2 separate regions of the Homo sapiens genome follow, and region 1 is linked to region 2. A link is a loop called in an ENCODE intact Hi-C map of the cell type or tissue named here. Cell type or tissue: GM12878. All regions are shown on one strand. Region 1 overlaps CERS6 (ceramide synthase 6). Region 2 overlaps CERS6 (ceramide synthase 6).

What was found. Peaks named below come from ENCODE experiments on the same cell type or tissue, not always from the same donor. Only the 100,000 strongest peaks of a DNase experiment are listed, where the experiment ranks them.
Region 1: a loop joins it to region 2, with 2.4 times the contacts of the local background. A loop is called at or near these places in 8 of 110 quality-filtered maps.

Annotation. Positions count from the first base shown.
Region 1 is chr2:168,468,325-168,470,824 of GRCh38, forward strand. All of the region lies in intron 1 of CERS6 (ceramide synthase 6), which reads left to right. It overlaps LOC102724081 (a long non-coding RNA gene), which reads right to left. Exons shown (of 4, transcript XR_002959433.2): 1 at 1-2,500. Among named protein-coding and RNA genes, the nearest start is that of CERS6, 13 kb to the left of the region's middle. In GM12878, no CTCF peak of the experiment used is centred here; a DNase peak (open chromatin) is centred at 1,137; H3K4me3 peaks cover 1,239 bases; H3K27ac peaks cover 2,500 bases.
Region 2 is chr2:168,711,230-168,713,729 of GRCh38, forward strand. The region is part of intron 6 of CERS6 (ceramide synthase 6); the gene reads left to right. Among named protein-coding and RNA genes, the nearest start is that of CERS6-AS1, 74 kb to the right of the region's middle. In GM12878, a CTCF peak has its summit at 965; DNase peaks (open chromatin) are centred at 730 and 1,032; H3K27ac peaks cover 951 bases.

The DNA.
Region 1 (2,500 bases), 240 kb before region 2:
ATTGCACGCAGTCTCAAGGGAAAATTGATTGGGTATTTGACCACTGGTAAGGGCACACATCAAGTTTGGCATTTATATTGACTTAAGACCTGGGCTGTGTTTTGGCCCTGCCACTTGCTAGCTACTGGTCTAGGGGCAAATTACTTAACCTCTGCAAGCTCAGTTTTCATGTGAAACTCATAGGGTTGCTGTGAGGATTAAATGAGATAATATTTGCATTGTGTTTAGGGCAATGCCTAGCTCAGTGAAATAGTGATTACTTGTTCTTCAGGTTTATTCACACACACAATCACTTTCTGAGTGTTTGTTGAAACTCTTATTTTCAGAAATGGGACTTCACTGGCCTTACCTTTACATCATAGACATTTACCATAGACCTCTTTCCTGCATAGATCCCCATTTTCCCTAGTTAGGGCTGTCTGTGTACAGAGTTTTACTTTCCCTATTCTCTTTTCCCTTCTCTCTCTTTTTTTCCTCTGAGGAAGATGTTGATTCTTCTTCTTGTAGCTGGCAGAAAACACCCCTAGCAGCTTAGTGAGGAATGGGGCTTTGTCCACTTCACACTCATGTAATCACTTTGCTGAGGGTGTACATTAATATTTAGACAGCTCAGAAACATTTTTCCTAATAAGAGCCTCCCAGAAATAGGACAGCCTCAAGACAGACATTTATTGATTTCTTTCAGAATTTTAAGCCTAGTGGATTATCTTAATTTGATCCTTAAGAAAAAAGAAATTCAGTCTAGTGACATTGGGATCACATTTATGAAAATGGAAACATTCAAAATTAGCTGAAAATAATATATGTATGTATTTTTTTTCTTTAAGAGAAATAAACCTGCACCCCCAAATTGGAACTTCCATTGGTGTGAATGTGACGAACCTAGGCTGACTAAATTAATTCAGAAGGAATTTGCACCTGCTTTCAACTATAGGCACTTTTCCAGCTCTGCATAGTTTAAATATAATTTGTAAGTAGTTAGCCATGTAAATAATTTAACAAACCTGCTCATTTCTTAAGGCTTTGTTAGAGACATCTTAGGGTGATGAAAGGGGACATTTGTGGTGGGTTGTCTATTAAATGAGGAAGTAAGGCAAAGATGAAACCACAATGCTGTATAACGACAAATTACCAAAAATTGCCCCTGTTTTAATTCAGTCATCATTTAGGGTCATAGACTTTCTACTGAAAATGGAAATTGAAACTTAGTGATTCAGAGATCTACAAGTCCACTGTGGGTCAGACAACAGTGGTGTCCTGAAGTGGGGAATGGTGGGAGTGATCTGCTTTGGGTACACGCAGTAAGGTGATGTATTAGCTGTAGAGAATTAAAAAAAATTGGTTAAAAGTTAGTCTTTTATTGGCACCATGTGAAGCCAGTTATTAACACAGAATTGATAGAAGTGATAAAATACTCCTCCCTACCAGGGTACACTGTTCCTACCCACCCCCACAACTGCAATACCACTGTCAGACACTGTTTCATGGCACAGGTGACCAGAAGACCACACTTTGAGAAATACTGGCAGAGATAAAAATACTACTCCACCTCCCACTTTGGATATGAAGATACGCAGCCTAAAGAGATGAATGAAGTGACTTGTGCTCTGCCACTCACTCAGGTCCTGGCAGAGCCTGGCTGACCTGGAACCCTAGCAGTGCCATTATAGAGTAACCATTTCATCCTGATTTGAGATTGTCTCAGGAAATGCCATTTCAGGGAAAATTGAAACAGCTGGTCACTCTACCTGACTGCTCAGCCTATTAAACCCATCCTGAGGTCAGGACAGTAACTCATGCCTGTAATCTCAGCACTTTGGGAGGACTGCTTGAGCCTGGGAGTTTGAGACCAACCTGAGCAACCTAGTGAGACCCTGCCAACTCTACCAAAAAAAAAAAAAAAAAAAAATTAGCTGGGCGTGGTGGTATGCACCTGGAGCCCCAGCTACCCCAGAGGCTGAGATGGGAGGATCGCTTGAGCTCAGGAGGTCCAGGCTGCAATGAACTATGATTGCACCATAAGAAATGGCTTCTCTGTCTCGCCCTAAGGGTGACTTAGAGTGTTTGTGGGAAGAAGCTTCCTTGGTGACTGAGGGGTGTTGCCTGCCCCCACTGTCCCTGTGCCACATTTCATGGCTTTTTAAAAAGGTGATTAAAAGGCTCCCCATTAAGTGTGGGTTGGAGCTTCTGAGGGCAGAACTGTGTCTGTAGATAGCCAGGGTCAGTTCCTGGTGTGCTAATTCATCCTTAGCATGCCTGTGTTACTGAGACCATAAACTTTTTTGTTTTCCTTCTGCCTTCACCCAGTGTGTGTTAAGTCTTGCTTGTTAAGCTCCCACACTTAAATGGCTGCTTGCAGAATTGCAAAGGGACTAGGGAGAGAACAAAAACAGATATGCAGGTGGTGGTTGTTAACCAGACAGGATTTCTAAGGAGGGTTCAGGCAGTCAAGTGGTTTTGTGTATGTGTTTTATGTTCATAGTTTTGAGTTTTACAATGT
Region 2 (2,500 bases):
TGACTTTTGAAACCCCAACCTGTAGTGACATCACCAGCTACTCAGCTGCTAAATAAAGAGGGTGCATGTGTGGGCTCTCCCACACTCGCTCCCCGCCACATATACACAAATATGAAATTAGTAAAGACTTAAAGTATTACTTAATCACTGTGGCTATGAAGCCTAGAATTATAGAACTGACAGGATAAAAATAACCTGATCCAGTCTCTTAATTGTATAGATAGCCAGACTCAGTGGCTCAAGCCTGTAATCCTAGCACTTTGGGAAGCTGAGGCAGGTGCATCACTTGAGGTCAGGTGTTCGAGACCAGTCTGGCCAACATGGTGAAACCCCGTCTCAACCGAAAATACAAAAATTAGCTGGGCGTGGTGGCTCACACCTGTAATCCCAGCTACTTGGGTGGCTGAGGCACAAGAATGGCTTGAACCCAGGAGACGGAGGTTGCAGTGAGCTGAGATCCCACCATTGTACTCCAGCCTGAGTGACAGAGCGAGACTGTCTCAAAAAAAAAAAAAAAAAAGTATAGTTAGGAAATTACCCCTACCAAAAATGACAAAATTAATAAGAGTTGGATTACAAATTGGCTGTTATGAAATAGATGTTCCATAATTGTTCAAGACACCTATATTTTTCAGTAGTCTGGTCCTGTCGATAAGACCCTGGTTTTAACATTCTTGCACTTATGTTTAAAATAGAAATTGCCTTAACCACAGACAAACCAAACAAAAAAATAATAACTGAATTGGAGAATAGAAATTAGAGACAGAGGCCTCTCTGAGTTGTGGAAAGGTGGATAGGTAAGTGAGGGTCCAGGATAGGTAAGTGGGGGTCCAGAAGAAAGTGGCTGTCACCCAGTGAATCAGGAACCAGGGCAGGAGCCATGAGAGCTAAAGGGTTACAGAGGAAAAGTACAAGGCAGTTCAGAAAAAGAGACACCACTAGGGGCCTCCTCCTTCCCCTTGGGTAGAAGATTAAGTCGAATTCACAAGGAACTGAGAAGTCTACCTAATCTGGTTTCTGTTGCCTTTGTAAACCAGATGTTCAGCTTGGCTGAACATCCACCAACCTTAGCACTGTCACCCACACTGATTCTCAGAACAAACAGGAATAGTCCCAAGGGAATGTTGTAGGATGGAGTTTATGAAGACATCTGTAAGAATAAAAACCTAGCCCTGTTTCATTTTCATGACTACAAGTAGTATTAGAGAGTACTTATAAGTGCTTTGTACCTTTTCCAGTATGATAGATAAAATTAAGTCCTTACAACCCCAGAAATAATTTTATTCTTGACCCTTAACCTCCCAATTTATATCTGAATACAAATGCTACGTAGAACAGTTACATATCAGGGATTAAATAGTAGCGTGATTACTTTTTATTCAACAAAGTTAAAATATCTTTTTAAATAGTGGTAATAGATAAGAAGAAGCTACTAATTTTTACAATCTGTAATGTTGCTGCTCTGGCTTCTACACGTCTCTGCTTCTTACTTGACTCCAGCCACACTCACCTCCTCACTATTCCTTGAACACATCAGGATAGAAAGAGTGTGACGGGTAATGCCTTTGCCTTGGTTGTTTTCTCTGGCTTGAATATTTTCTCCCCATCTCTCTGTAAGACTAGCTTCCTCATCATCTTTAAGTCACCTTCTTAGAGAAGCCTGCCCTGGTCTAGCCCCTCTGTGTACTATTATAGTCTATCTCCCCCAGCAACCAGGACTCCTCACCCTTCTCATGATTGCTTCTTTTTCCCCCATAGCACATTTTTACCTTCTACTATAAGAGATCATTTACTTATATTTTTTGTCTGTTCTCCCCTACTAGATTATACAGGTTCCACAAGGGCAAAAGTAGTTGTCTAGTTTGCTTACTTATTCATCCTCAAAGCCTAGAACTGTCTAGAGCATAGTAAATGCTCAATCACTATTTTTAATGAATAAATGACCATATGAATATTGACTTTTCAAGATAAAAATTTAGGTTTACTCCCCTAGATTTAACCTACATGTTGTGCTTTTTCATAATCACGATGTGCTCATACGTCAGTTTTCGGATATGCTTTTCATTTTCTTGCTGTCTCCCCTAGAGAGAGAGAGATTCAAATAAATCTACCCTAGATGAAGAGTCTATGGGGAATAGACCTCTTCCTCCAGAGGCTTCAAATAGAGCAACATTAGGGTCAGTCTTGGCATTTAAGTCTCAAAGAAATTCAGACTTACTCTGAGAGAGATATATAGATTAGATAAAAGTATGAGTAAAAGAGACACTATATTTCTAAGCAACAGAAATTCCATATCACAACAAACCATGTCCAGATGGTCAGGAGATAATATCAGAAAAAAACAATCTTCACTGAGGCCAAGATGAGGTTCCCTTGAAGCCGACCAAAATAAGGATGGTCAATTTACTGTTATTTCTGCAAAATATATTTTTTTCTAATGTCTATGGACAGATAATGATTAAAATTCAGGGCTTCAATCCCCACCAGTATGCAGTATACC